Regions from separate parts of the Mus musculus genome. Here all the other regions are linked to region 2. Evidence: chromatin loops called from intact Hi-C (ENCODE). Cell type or tissue: left cerebral cortex. All regions are shown on one strand.

Region 1 (5,000 bases), 62 kb before region 2:
GCCTCCTCATATCATACAGTAGTGATTATATTTCTGTACATGAATGCTTGGGACACACAAATATTCAGTCACAGCTCCTCGACACTGCTGTGTCAGGGGAAGAAGCAGAGGTTGTGGAGTCTTCCTCACAGCTCTACTCTTTTCTGCATCTCCCCGGCAGCCTGCAGTGCTCTGCAGCTAGCCTGTTCTTCATCTATGATGTCCTCAGACCTGCTATATCCACCAAACTCATATCTGGCCTGGGAGAGAGAGAGAGAGAGAGAGAGAGAGAGAGAGAGAGAGAGAGAGAGAGACCCATAGGGTTTGAAGCGTGGGCAGACTTGAGCAAGTCACTGTTCCTGCCTGGCTAAGTGTTTCACCTGTGAAATAGGGCAGGCTACATGTTGTCTGAGGGCTCCTATCCTAGATTCCGTGGGAGCAGAGCTGGGCCCCCATCAGAATTGTGCTGGCCTGGAATCCTGGCAGCCGCCGTAGCTGGCCGCCCACGCACAAGCAGGCAGGCAGGAGGCAGGGTGCTGCAGCCTCATTGCCAAGAGCACAGAGAACTTTCCACTGGGTCCAGATTTTTTCATCACCATGGCAACTGCTGGGGGGTGGAAGCAGAACTCTTCAGAATACTGGAGAGAGATTATATGGGAGAAGGGAGAACAAGAAATTGAGCACAGAGCCAAGCTTCAAGTCAAAACCAGCCACCGGTGGGCCCCACCTTACACACACACACACACACACACACACACACACACACACACACACACACACTCTTCCTTCCCTTTCCTCCAAGCCTTCTCTCTCTTTTGATGTTTTCCTATTTGTGTCCATCCTTCTCAGTCCCTTCCTGAGCTCTGGCTCTCAGAAGCTGGGTGATACCATTATTCTTAACACAGTCTGTACCAGGCGCTATTTCTGGGGCTTTATACATAAGGATTTATTCTACCACCACCACCCCTTCTCCGAGTCCTGGGCAGCAGGTCCCACGATTTCACAGATGAAGAAGACATGGAGGCCTGTGGAGGTTCAGGGACTTGCTCAGCCTCTACTGGGTATAGTCCCATTCCAGAGGGGACATCATCAGCCCCTGTGGTGTTAAATGGTCTCAAGTTGAGAAACTGAGGCTGCTAATAAAATGGGTAGTGACCTTAGGGACAGACAGGGAACATAGGAGGATGTGATGGGGTCTTTCCAGTTCCATCCCCTCTGTCTGAAGTCTTCATTGATCTCCCAGCTTCAGTGCGAGCAGAGAGCCAGTGGCTGGCCTCATTGCCTGCCTCCACTTTTAGGCTAGCTCCCAGACCTGCTTGCCCATCATTCAGGCTCAGGGAAAGATCCATTGGAGATTACTGGCATTTGGATATGCGTGTTCCATTCTCAGCATCCTCCCCACTTCCCTGGGAATTCCCTGCATGGAGAGAGCATGACTTAGGACACCTGGCTCAGTGCCTCATCAGAATTCCAGGGGGGCGTTCACTCAAGTCCTCCAAGGTACCAGAGAGGAGGTGACAGGAAGCCATAGAGAAGGCTATTGCAGACGCAGCAAAGATGATGACACAGGCCTGCCAGCTACTTGGTGGGACCTGAGGGTGAGGATGCATTCAGGCCTATGATGAGACCTCACAGGGCTGAGGTGAAAGGCCCCTGAACATTCGCAGAGCAGTTCCCACACAGGTCCACAGCCTTCTTCCACTGGCCAGTGGGTTGTCATCCCACCCATGTCATCGAGAGCTGATGGGACAGGTGTGAGGCAGCAGCTCACCTTTAACTCCTTCTGCCATTTTGGCCGGTGGAGAATCTGGTGGCAAAAGCAAACCCCAAGAGCCTTGTCCTGGGCTAAATCCTCTCCTGAGGAATCAGATACCCCCTCCCCTCGATTACTTATTTCCCTCTTGAGGAAAACATAAAATAAAAGCAACTCATAGCAGCAGAGAAATCATGGCACCTCATGTGGCAGCTGGTTCTATTCCATCCACGGTGCGGAGCCAGAGAGAGATGGTTGCTGCTGCTCAGACTGCTCTCCTTGGTTCAGTCCAGGATCTCTGCCTGAATGTGGAAGGGTGCTGTCCACATTTAGGGTGAGTCTTCATACCTTCATTAAGCTAATCCAGAAAACCCTTTGCTAGCATGCCCAGAGGTTTGTCACCCGGGTGATTCTAGATCTAGATCCTGGCACATTAGTAATCAGTGTTGACCATCACGACCCCCAAATGAATGGATCTGCAGCCCCTGTAACCCTGAACCTCCCCCACCCGAAGGGTCCACTGGGGTTTCAGTCAAATATATATCCCTGGTTCCTGATGTCTCATGATCAGAGGGACTTGTGGCTGTGTCCCCACATGCCTAGGCATGTGGGTCAGACAAACCAGCTCTTCTGGTACAAGGAGGCGAGAAGACAGGATTGGAAGGCAAGACAGGGAGGCAGGGTGGTCCGTGGAGGAAGAAAAGACTCTCTGATTACAGAAAAGTGGGCACTGAAGAACATCCAGCCAACTCCCTTTTTCTCCAGCCTCCGGTGGTACCAAATTCATTTTATAGGGTCTTCCTTGACCTCAATAAAAACAAACTTCCATGTACCTCTTCCACAACTGGCTTTCTCTCGGGGACCAATGAGTGGGCAGCCTAACCACAAGATGCCCCCAGTCAGGCCTGTCACCAATGCATACATGCTTCAGCCTCAGAGCCTTCACTGGGCCAACCATTTCTGCCCTTTTGCTCTAGCAGGTAAGAAGGGCCAAATTTGACCCACTGCCTATTTTTGTTCATAAAGGTTTCCTGGAATATGGACACACCCATTTGTTTATCTTTGTGTGTAGCTGGTTTGCACTACCAGGGCCAAGTAGAATGATAGACACAGCCTGTGTAGCCCAGAAAGTTTAAACTGTTTATCAATGGGCCTTTATTTAATAAGGTTTCTGACCTTTCATAATTCTAAAGCATTCCCATATGACACGAGATGCCCAGGAGTGACAGCTCAGGAGGGACACCTCCTTCTCCTCCTGGAACCCTGTTATAACTGGGAACAACCCCACATGCAGCCTGGGGTGCTGCAAGGTTGCAGTTAGCTATGAGCAAATACTGGTTCCCAGAGAACAAAAAGAACCACCACAAAACCCAAGCAGACCATTTGCACATGGCCTGTTACTAAATCTGTTGCCAAGTCAAGCTCTCCAGTACTTGAATTTTGAAGGACTTGCGTTTATCGTGCCTCAGTTTAACTTTGTCTGAATGTCTTCCCTGACACACTATTTGAACTAAGCTCGCCATTCAGCTTCCTTCGTGGGTTGCTTTCTACATCTCTTAAAGAGCTACGTGTCACGTCACTAGAGACCTTCATGCCAGGCTGTAATTGACCAACCTGTGCTTGCTCCTTAGTCACATCAACCACCCCTCAGTGGCTGCTCTACGTGGACAGTGTTCCCTACGATTCCATTTTAACAGCTTCTTTGCCCAGGAAGGGTGTGGTCTGAAGTCCAGATGGGTCAGGTAGGTGAAGCTGCATTCCAAGTCACCAGGAAGAGGGAGGCTGGAGGCACAGAGCAGCTGGTGCCTGCTCAGTAGTCACCCAGCCTGGGCGGGAGGGCACTGCATCTTCATTCCGTGTCAGGAAGGAGCAGGAAGCAGCAGCTGGCAAGTTCACAATTGGAGTCTGCCCACACAAAGCCACAAATCCCTCTTAGTGAATGCCGATGAGCTGGTGCCACGGAGAAAGCAGCAATTCCCACCTCTGACAGGAGTCACTCATGCTAGATGAGAGGACTGGGCCCATAGCTTCAGTGAAGGAGTGTCACTATGATGCTTGTTGTCATGGCTGGATACAGATAGGACCACTCGTTTCCTCTTCTAAACACCCAGTGCCCACCATGGCCATCCTGGCTAAGATTCCTCTTGAGATCTATGCCAGGGAAATGCTAAGGGCTTTCTTCTGACATTCGCCTTTCTGTTTCTGGTCCATCCATCTCCACCTTGTCTCTGCCTAGCATCTCCCCAGATGGTGCTATTTGTGGGGTAGAGTAGCATTCAGGGATGGTTTTCACAGCCACTCAATTCCTAGCTCTGTGCCTTATCAGAATACGCCTTGTATAATCTATGACTTAGTCTCTTTGTCTGAAAGATGCTAATAATTAATAGAAATAGTGTGTAAACCAATTGACAGGAAGGTGTGTAAGGGGGCAAAGACTGCTCCACAGACAGTGGAGTTTTCCATGACTTCCTTGCTCTCTCTGGACACAAATCTGACGCTGCCAACCATCATTTATATCCATCAGTCTTCTAACAACTGAAACTCAGGCTGGTCTGGTCACCATACTAAAGGGAGAGCCTTTCTGGCTAGCACATCTCAGTCACCTCTTTGCCAGAGATAGAGAATAGAGATGGCTAGACTTCTGTAAGCTGAATAAGTCCTGGGTTCCATGAGAGTCAATCTTTGCATGAAGTTGTGCTCAGTGACAGAATCCAACACCAAAACTGATGCTAAGAAGACATCTTGGACTTTATTTTTGACTCATCCCAACGCGTAGCCCGTAGCAGATTTCCGTGGCGTCCTTCTGCCTCTCCCTGAAGCTGTGGCTCTTCCCCTCCAGCTACACCCCTACAGCTCTTCTGCTCTCTCCTTTATCACTTTGCACTCTGCACACTGCAGGGGTGAGGCCGGGAGCAGGAGCACCCACAGATTGAATCCATATGCTGTCTTTGCATTCATATGCATCTGAGAATCCTTCTCTGTAAACTCCAAGAGGAAAGGACTGTGGGTTTGGGAGTTTACTTTATTTTATGTAATAAGCCAACACTTGAAAAATAGCACACAGAGCTCCCTTATAGCCTTGGCCCAGATTCACCAATTGCATGTGTTCACATTCTCTCTCTCTCTCTCTCTCTCTCTCTCTCTCTCTGTCTCTGTCTCTCTCTCTCTCTCCCCATACATATTTTATATATAATGCATATAATTTTCTTCTCTGAAATCATTTGCAAGTAAGTTGAAGATATCTTTCCCTTTAATCCATAAATAATTC
Region 2 (5,000 bases):
CCACATTAACACTAGCTTCAAATCAAAAATAAAATTAGGAAAAAAACAAAAACCAGTAGTTATTTACAATTCATTTTCACCAGAACATTTAAAACAAGTAACTGCCAAGGCTACTGTGTATGGATGGCTTCATGCCCTCGGTTCAATCCCCACAGTGACATACCAATATACGTGAACACACCATCAAAGATTCTCTATTCATGTAAGACAAAAACAAACAACTAAGTGTTATCTATAAGCATGAGAAGATAGCTTTTGGTATCAAAACAAGGCTTTATTCAACCTCTCCAACTGTTCCATATGATATGATAGTCAAATGCACGCTCCCTACTGAGCCTGGCCTCCCAGGATTTACATACAACAGGAAAGGCCCAGCCCATGCTGCGTACAGAGGATCAACTCTGTCACCAGAAGCAGCACCGAGGAGGAGCAGAACCTTTACAAGTCTTTCAATGTGCACACAAAACCCAAGTCCATCACGACACTTAATGGCGCCATATTTTCCCAAATGGCTCCTCTCACAGCAACTGTCTAGAAAGCACACCTTAGGTTCATATTGTACCTTCTTAGCTCCTTTAAAACTTATCATTCCTACATATATGTGACTTTTCAATTAGGGGAGAGGGTGCCTCCAAACCAGTTCACTGACAAATAGGAGCAGTAAGTTTGTAATCTAGAGGAGGAACAGTCAATGTCATGGGGAAGCTGCTGGCTTTGCTGGCCCGAGCCTTGCACAGCTTCCCTTCTAAGATTCCACAGATTCCTTATAGTCTTCAGACTCTACTAAAGTTGAGGGGTGCTCCCTCCACCCAGTGCCCTCGGGCTCTTCCTCCTTTGAGAAACAACAGCTCCTTTAAGAAGCAGGTTCTCCAGCAAGTTGTTTTTACTTCCCACACAGGATTTGGTGCAGCCTCAGCAGGCAGCTGATAAAAGACTGGGCTGTAGCTCTCAGTAAGCAGAAAAGAACAATAGTGAACCAATCCAGGAAATGCTCTAGACTACGGCAGCCAGCAGAGCGACCTGACAGGCAGGCCTACAGTCTTCTATTCTAATGTCAGGAGGCTGAGGCAACCAGAGAAAGTGACTCTGCACACAGCTTTGCTCTAGGGACCTTATTCATTCTGTAATGAGTCTGAACTTGAACTACACAATATCCCTGGTGCTCACTCAGTTCTAAAGCCCTTACCATCAGCATCCACTTCGTTGATCATATCCTGCAGCTCGGCTTCTGTTGGGTTCTGACCCAGTGACCGCATGACGGTCCCCAGTTCCTTGGTTGTGATGGTGCCGTCACCATCTTTATCGAATAGGGAGAAAGCTTCCTTGAATTCTGAAAAGAGAAGTTGACTCTTTAGAATCAACACTGTTGTGACACACACTTCACTGGGGCTTGCCACAACAAGCTGTCTGAGTTGCCAGAACCCATCTGGCCTCAACCTACTGAAATAATGATCACAATAGACCTGTTGGTCTGGCTAACACATAGTAGCCCAGAAAACAAACACTAGTGACCAGGCTCAATAAAGTCACAATATCCTACTTTTTAAGAAAACTAGCTTGAACATACTTAAATTGGTCACTAAGTGTAATCTGAGACTGCCGATTTACCAGGTACAATAAAGTCCCTTCAAGAGAGTCCTTTCATGCTGCACTTTTATAGCCACAGTGAGCTTGTTTCATAGCAACATGGTTACTAGAAACATGCATTCCCAGGCAGTCACCACACTCTTTCTCTGTCACACTCAGGACATTTTTTCAGAAGTCCTAAACAGAAACTTTTTTATTAATTTATGTATAGTACTTGCCTGCATCCCCTGTATATGTGTCTTTATGTATACCACATTCGCTCCTGCTGTCTGCAGAGGGTAGGGCAGCATTGGACCCCTTGGAACTAGTTATAAGCCACTGCAAATTTCCATATGGGTCTTGGGACCCTAACCTGAGTCCTCTGCAAAGAGCAGCGAATGTCCTTGCCCAGTGAGCAATACATTAAGGTGAGTTGCTGGGCATGGTGGCACTCTGGAGGCAAACTACAGATCTTCTAAGTTCAAATCTAGCCTGGTCTACATAGCAAGTTCCAGAATAACCGGCACTACAGTATGAGACATCCATCTCAAAACAAAACCCAATTTGATGTCTCACTTTCCAATTATTACAACTCTAATGTTTACCTTTTCCATGTGTTTTAGGAGTTTTCCTGGTCGATTACTAAAAGATTTATGGCCTAAGAACTATGAAGTCTATTTCAGAGTAGCGGCTTCGGTGGATCTCATTCTACAGCACAGCTATGCACACCCGAGTGTGACAGGCATAGCAGAGTCCATTCCATGTCATCCCTAAAATACCTGACCTCACTGTTGCTGCTTAAGAATTCTTAGAAAACCACACAGATTGTAGATGGGAGGGACAAGAGAGGAGACACAAGGCCAAAGCAGAGCCTAGTCCCAGTTTCCTGGGGACTCTCCAGAGTCTTCAACTTACCAGCAATCTGCTCTTCAGTCAGCTGATCAGCCTACACAGAGAAAGAAAAGATCATAATTTAATCTAGACAAGTTTGGTTGATAATAACCTAGCTTTCCTAATTATACTTTAAAATTGTGGGGCTTTTCTTCCTAATCAGTATTTTAAAAGTGTGCTGAATTCATTAGTACTGGCATTTAGTCGCAGTTACTTCAATAAAGGAAAACTGTTCAAGCTAGCTTAACAATAAAGGGTGACAACGAAGTGACAGCCTCTGCTGGCTTCATTTCTTTGGCCTGCGGCTTGCTTGGCTTGCTTGGCCTGCGGCTTGCGCTAAGCACTGCAAAGAAACCAGTCAGTCGCATGTGGGAAATGGCGCCTCTAGTGGTTAAAGTACCCTCAGCAGCAGCTGCAGCAGCAGGCAGAGAAGGAAGAGCGCCACCTACTGCGCCATAAACACTGCGGTTGCTGATTTCATCCAAGAGACCCAGCCCAATGCCGCGGACAAGAAGGCAGCCAGGACCAGGATCCTGTCCAGGGGCAGGCTTTTTAGTGCACCTTGCGCATAGCTTTGGGCCCTCCAAAATCTCCACACTGGCGTTACATAATGGTATTGGGTTGGATTAACAGGCTTTTATACCCATTTTATGAGAAACAATTAAGTAGAAAAATATACAGTAATGGGTTACCAATCCAGGTTTCATTTCAGTATAATAAATGCTTTCCAATCATTTAAATTAGGCAGTTATTTGCTAAAAGCCTACCATTTACAATGGCTAATACCTTTCAGTCAAATTATCCTATGATTCTAAAGCTAGAGAAAGACTGAATCCTAGGACTGTTACAAAACTGCAAAAATGAAGCACACAGAAACCACCACAATTATGAGGCGATACGTTACCCCTTTCCTCGTGTACAGGAGTAACTATTATCATTTCCTGGTATTAATCCTGCCCACCTTAAGATTGACAGGGACTCTGCTTTAATGCCAATACTCGGTATTTCCATGTTCTAGGTACTAAATGGCCACAAAGGTGGTTTTCATTTGCATTAATATTTAGTTTTTGCACCTCTGAACCTGTGCCTCTAGCCAGGAGAATATATGCTTTAATAAAGCCAGTTACAAAATAAACCCCAAGAGAAATCCGATGGCACTGGAGCTCATTTCTTTTCCGTGGCAACTCAGTTAATTATCGATTTGGGAGAGAACGAACTTCTACTTTTTAAATTCTAAGTGGGTCTTCCCTTCTATCCATTACTGGAAGCTACTTTTAAGGCAAATGGAGACACGATTTATGTAATGCTCGCCATGTCAGTCTTGCACGACAGGAAGCACTGTCACACCTCGTAGGAGAAACCAGCTCACCAAGGAGAGGAGTTCCACCTCCTCGGGAAAATTCTCTGACTAGAGGCCTGTCAAGTGCATCTACCTTCGGGACAACGACTCCCCCACCTCAACCCCAAGTCATTCTGGCTTTGGGTCAAAGGCGTTCCAGAACCTGCCGAGAACGACCTAGCCACCTTGCCAGGGCTGAAGGTGCTGCTGGTGATGTCAGCTCTGCCTGGCGAGGGAGAAGGGGGCTACGGCACACGCACACGGCCAACCACATATTCGCATCTGGCAATCCAGAGGCGGCAGAGAAAGCGGAAACGTACAGATGGGCATCTCCCTGCCGCCCAGGGAGCAGCGAGAGACAAGGGGCATGCCGGGCGAGGGGCCGCACTAGGGTGAAGACCCAAAGGGGCCCCAGGACCGTGGTGCTGCCTATCTCCAGCACCTCCCACCGCTCCTGCTCCCCCAGGCACTGAGCCTGCCGCCGCCTCCTCCCCAGCAGAAACTTTGCGTCTCTAATGGAAACCGAGGAGCGCGCCAACTCTCTCCTCCCCCGCCCTGCCGCCCCAATTAGCGCGAGCCGAGCACCTCCCGCGGGAAGGGGCCTCCCCGCGGACACGAGCGATCGCGCCCGTCTCGCGCGGCACCGGGAGGGGGACCGAGGTCGCACGGCCCAGCCACGCGCGCGGCCACCCTGCGGGGCCCCGCCCGGGCGCAGGGCGGCCGCTTCCGCCCTCTCCGCCCCCCAGCCTTCGCCTTCCTGCCCCCAACCCCACCCTTCCCCGGCTCCTTCCTTCCCAGCTCACGCCCGCGCCGCGCCCCCCGGGAGGAAGGAGGGGACCGCAAGCGAGGGGGGACTCCCGACTGGGCTGGTCAGGGGGTCTGAAGGTGGCTGAGGACACCCCGAGGCCGCGGTCCAAGCCCTGTACGTCTCCCGGCTCGCCGCGACCCATTCATTCTCCGCGGTCGGGGACTGACTACCGGGACGTCGCGGCCTGCCCCGCCCGGCTCCCCCGCCCCGCTGGCCCCGGCCGAGGCGCTGCGCTGCAGGCAGCCCGGGTGCGGCGCGTTGGATGCAGTGGGTGCGGGGCTGGCGGAGGGGGTGGATGCGGAAGGCCCCGGTGCAGCTGTGGCAGCGGCTCCAGCCCGCGCACAGCCCACTGTAGAGTCCAGCCCCAGAGGCGCCCAAAACTCAGAGGAGGTTCTC
Region 3 (5,000 bases), 110 kb before region 2:
TAGGGAGCAGGAGAGAAGCAACACTCGTGGGAAATCTAGGCTCTGACCAGTCAATCATGCGGATGCCACTGCTTGTCCCTGTAGAAGGGATTTGGCTGTGGCTCTACCAGATCCCACGTCCTTGAGCTCAGTCCTCTCTGCTCTCCATGCGGGACTCAGCCCTGCTCCTGCACCGTGCAGAAGGAGGAGCTCAGACGGCACAGCCTCTCTTGGCTACACATCAGGAGCAGACATGGCTTGAATTAGACACAGTTTCCACACAACAGAGCTGAGGCCCCTGGGCAAGTTGCCTTCCTTCTCTGGGCCTCGGTTCTTCTATCCATGAGGGATGGTGGTGATCACCCTAGCAGGAGTAAGCCATGATCACACATGTGAGCTAGAGGCCTGCAGGTGTGTCAAATGACAAATGTTTAGACGTATGAAGCACCCCCTTTTCATGTCTGTCTGGTGCCTGTTCTCCAGGCTGGTAACAACAGTGATTTGCTGAGAGGAGTAGGGAGATGATACACGCACATGCACACACACACACACACACACACACACACACACACACACACACACATACACGCACACACACATACATACTGGCCTGGGATCCTGCCTAGCTAAGAGTTGACTCTTGATTAGATCTATAATTGAAATTCTGGCCAGTGTCCTTCTAAATGCAGCAGAAGCCGCTAGCCTGGCACAGAGCAGCCTCTGACAGTGGATGCTGTGTCTTCATAAATAAAGCTCGGCCCCTCCCTATAGGAGTCCAGGGCCCTGCAGGTTCTCTCTCATCCTCTGCACCAGGCTGCCAGATCTAGACAGATGCATGGGGCCAGAGCCAAAGATCCCTGCGGAGATCTCCCAGAACAAACTAGAAGCAAAATCTGCTTCTTCCTAAGGACAACATGCGAGTTTCCAGGCCCTCCAAAGCAAGGCAGGTCAATCGAGTTATAATTGGCTCTCTAATTAGAACTCCCATAAGCTGTTAAATTCTTTACCTGCCGCCTGCGTTTTATACAAAGGTAACAAATACACTTGTGCCTTTGATTAAAGAGCCAGCTACAGTCACCAGCTTCCTGCTGGCAGCAGCCCCCTCCAGCCACCACTACCTCACTCAGATGCCTGCACACCCACCAGCAAGCATCATAGGCAACACAGCTGTCAGCTCAGAAGGATCTCTGGGAAGTCAAGCTCAGAGGTCATGTTGCTGGCAACCAGGGGGAAGCTGCAGAGAGTTAGCCATGTTTCCAGGGTGACACATTCCTCGGGAGATGCATAGATCCTGGGGCCCCTACCAGAGCTGCTCCATGCTAAAGAAAGTTCATCCTGTGCCCCTCTGTATTCTCAGTGCTGGAAGAAAATCGGGGTTTGTGTTGTTCCCTTCAACCCTCAAGAGAGCAGTATGGTTTAGTCTTGATAGAAGGACTTACTTTGTAGAAAATGGCAAATGCCACACATCTGGGCTTTTTTTCTTCCAGAGAGCCATTTTGGCCATTATATCACTTGCACTCATGGGCCAGAGAGGGAATTGCTGTTAAGGAGGGAAGCAGAGAGACATCAGAGGGACCATGGATGAAGAACACTCAAGGCCACGCCTCAGAAGCTGCTGTGGCGCTGAGCAGAGGCAGGGCTGAAGGAACCGGGGAAGGAAGTACTGCAGAACTGCCCAGGCCAGGGCCAGAAAGAGTAGTGGCTAAGAGTAGACAATTCGGAGCAGAAGCAACAGCATCTAGAACATAGCTCTGACATGCACTGGAGATCTGTCTGACCAGGACATGTCATGTTTCCTCTACAGCAATCATGCCAACCTCTGGTCTGCCCTCAGGGATGTAGACATGGTTCTGGCCTAGCACAAGCACCTCACCTCAGTACCTGACCTTCCTCCAAAACCAGTAGCATGAAAGTCACATGGGAAATACGAGACTCCTCCAGGCCCCCAGGATGCAAGCGTGAGGTTCCCTGTGCACTTGCCCCTTCTCCGTTCTTTAGGAAAGAGGGGCCTTCCTTTTAGCAGAGTGTACAGTCAGAACAAGAACTGCCTGTAACAGGGTTATAGGACTGATGCTGGATCAGCCAGTGCCAGTAACAGGTCACCTCTGGGTATGACCATACCAGGTTAGAGCATAAAATGACTATGACCTTTCCTGAATCTGTAGTCTGAACACGTCTCTGTGAGCAGGAGTGATGGCGGATGCTTTAATTTATTCTAATTTTCTAGTCTCCCTCCAAGTCATTGTCCAAGGCCGCAGGCCCCCATTCTGTGTCAAGCACAGCCTGATACATAGCAGGGACCACATACAAATGAGCTCAGTGCCTGTACCAAGGCAGGTGAGCAGCACCTCCCACGCTCCTCTCAGCACCGGCTGGGAACTCTTGAGGCGATGCCTCTGATCTTGATGCTGATTTATTCTGCACTGAATCGGGAAATGGTGAGAGCTCTGTGCAGGGAACGAAAGCGCCTGCTGTGCCTCTCTTCTCCCCAGGAGCTCTGCAGTGTAAACCTTCCTCTTTGCAGAGCCACACTGTCCCCAGCCTGGTCACTATCTTTCTTATTCCAGCTCTGGGTCTGAGTTGACAGCACTTGGTGGGGGACGGGGTGGGGCGGGGGGGGGCGGGGGTGTTATTCAAACAAATAATAGTGAAAGCTTGCTTCCAGGCAACCTGTCTATTTCTCCTTTCCTTGATACAGGGCTTCCCCTGCGCTGGTTTACCAGCAAAGCACAGATGTGAGGAATGGCTGAGTGGGGCCTCTTGCTGGGCAGGGAGACCCACCCCTCTTTCCCATCCACATAGAGGATGATGAGCTGTCTTGTTATTTTGGGGACAATTTTTCCAAGGCTAATCAGTTTCAGTGTCCCCCTCATTGGAAAATGTCTTATCATTTCTGTTTGTTCCTATTTAAAAATGGAAAAATAATTCTTGCCAGACCCTGGCAGGGATGTGGTTAGGTGCTGGCCAAAGTGACCACATCCATCCTGTCAGGTAGTAAATCATCCTTGTGTTTGTACCCCGGTGAGTCAGATGACGGCCATCCTCTCTGGTGCCCTGGCTGTGGAGACCACTGAGGCTTTGTGTCATTTTGGCAGCCCTCTTGCAGCTGGCATTCGCCATTTAAAGTCCAGATGGGCCCAGAGAAGTCACGTCTCCAGGCAACGTTCAGGGATGGGTGTGAAAACCAACACCTTCCACATAGCGTGCTACACTTGGACAGGAGTACATTTGACAAAAAAGCTGGACAAGATGGGTAATGGACAGAGCTAGGACCTAGTGCCCACTCTGTGGTCATCAACAGAGTACTTATAGTAACCAAGAGTGTGTGTGTGTGGGGGGGGGGAGGGGGGTGAAATGGCTCAGAATCAACAGTATGCATTGTCTGCACCTCAAGTGCCCAGAGGTAAAAAGTGAGTAAACGTGGCCTCTGCCTCAGTGACCCTAGGGTTCCCTAGTCTAGCAGCTGGTGGCCTCTGCTCTGTACTGTTGACTTCTTGGGCTTTCCAAGTTTCCTATAAATCCTGGAGCCTCTGGCACTCTCAGCCCAAATCTGCTCATCTGCTTACTCCTGAGAAGGCAGAAAGGGGTGCTGCGCCTCCCAGGAACTCCTGAGGCTGCACTTAGTAAGTCACTTGTAGTGCTTCTCTGTGCAGAGTGGGAGCAGAACTGCCCCCTTCCCTCCTGGTCCCCAGTGCTGCTCTCCTAGGGCAATCGGTTTGCATCTTGCTTAGCCTCTTTCTCTTGCCCAGCCTCTTCCTTGAGAAGCCTTTCTGGCCACATCAGCCACTACTTTTCAAGTCCTGGGACAACATGAACATTGAGGATGCTGTAATCTCCCAGAATATGGAGTAAATAACAGGCCTGACTAGTCATATACTCTGTATCTTTCTTTTCCAGACTGAAAAGTGAGACTCTTAGAGAGACAAGCCTTAGTCTAGGTTAGCAGTCGGTCGTAGATCACATAGTAGGGTGGAGACAGGGTGCCCCAGCCCTGCCTTCTGCCCAGGTACCTCACTAAGTCTGCTGGAGCCAGGCTTTTGCTTGCAGTGCTTGGTGGAAAATGGTCAGACTGAGTCCAGAGAACACCCACAAAGGCATGGCTTCCCTTCCCGTCCTAAGAAGAAGCTGGCACTGCGGTCAGGTACTATTGTTTGGATGTATTACACTACCTTAGGCTCCTTTGTTTGAATACTTGGTTCTCAACTGATGGTGCTGTTTAGGAAGGAGTAGAACCTTGAGAGGGGTAGGGCCTAGGTTGAGGAACTGGGTCACAGGGAATCAGGTTTAAGGCTGATAGCTCCGCCCCTCTGCTTTCTAGTCCATCAAGATGTAAGCAACCAGCCTCACACTTCCGCCACCACAGCCAAGAGCACCTGCTTACCTCGAGCCTTCTCTATTACTTCTTGTCTGGGATTTGGTCATGGAGATGAGACAAGGATTGTACCAAGTGGGGCCCTGGGGAAGGGATCCAGGCTTGGGCCACCATAGCAGGGTCAGGATCTCTAAGTGTCCCCCACTCAGGCCCTGGGACTCTAGGAAAGCCTCAGAATAGCCCTTTTGTTGGCTGGTTACCTAGAAATTGTTGTGCCCATGACAGGCCCATAATTGGAAGCCCTCTGCCCTCCCCGACAAGGGCCCTGAGGATGTCCCACCTATATCCATGTCCCCTCTAGGGAAGCTGGGCCTCTGATGTGGAAACAGTGGTCTCAGACAGCTGTGCTCCTACACCCTGCCTGGAATGGCATACCACCTTTCCAAACAGGCAGGGACAGCAGTCTCTTCTGGAGACAGGTAGGGCCCCTGGGAGGTAATTAGCACCAGACTTTCCATTGTGTGGGTAAGTTGGGCCATGGGGAAGCACTTGACTTCAAGGCTGTTCTGCCTCATTGTTTTCTGCCCAACTTGTTGTTGAAGGTAGATAAAAATAAATAAATAAGTCAACCAGGGAGATGTATAAATAAGTCAACAGGAGTCTCCTGCCCATTGCCAGTGGAAAAGTACCAGCAAGGGCAGTCAGGTAG

The links. A loop is a pair of places that touch in the nucleus more often than their neighbours do. Peaks named below come from ENCODE experiments on the same cell type or tissue, not always from the same donor. Only the 100,000 strongest peaks of a DNase experiment are listed, where the experiment ranks them.
Region 1: it touches region 2 in a loop (2.2-fold over the local background); 14 of 42 quality-filtered maps call a loop at or near these places.
Region 3: it touches region 2 in a loop (2.5-fold over the local background); 6 of 42 quality-filtered maps call a loop at or near these places.

What each region holds. Positions count from the first base shown.
Region 1 is chr12:100,261,620-100,266,619 of GRCm38, reverse strand. No RefSeq gene overlaps it. Among named protein-coding and RNA genes, the nearest start is that of Gm10432, 12 kb to the left of the region's middle. In left cerebral cortex, a CTCF peak has its summit at 1,993; DNase peaks (open chromatin) are centred at 1,316, 2,069, 3,607, 4,666 and 2 more places; H3K27ac peaks cover 4,567 bases.
Region 2 is chr12:100,199,905-100,204,904 of GRCm38, reverse strand. It overlaps Calm1 (calmodulin 1), which reads right to left. Exons shown (of 6, transcript NM_009790.5): 2 at 2,482-2,512; 3 at 1,187-1,330. Among named protein-coding and RNA genes, the nearest start is that of Calm1, 3.0 kb to the right of the region's middle. In left cerebral cortex, a CTCF peak has its summit at 2,874 (motif pointing left); DNase peaks (open chromatin) are centred at 3,425, 3,838, 4,305, 4,919 and 5 more places; H3K4me3 peaks cover 5,000 bases; H3K27ac peaks cover 4,738 bases.
Region 3 is chr12:100,311,470-100,316,469 of GRCm38, reverse strand. The region is part of intron 19 of Ttc7b (tetratricopeptide repeat domain 7B); the gene reads left to right. Among named protein-coding and RNA genes, the nearest start is that of Gm51958, 35 kb to the left of the region's middle. In left cerebral cortex, no CTCF peak of the experiment used is centred here; DNase peaks (open chromatin) are centred at 219, 817, 2,355 and 3,007; H3K27ac peaks cover 4,851 bases.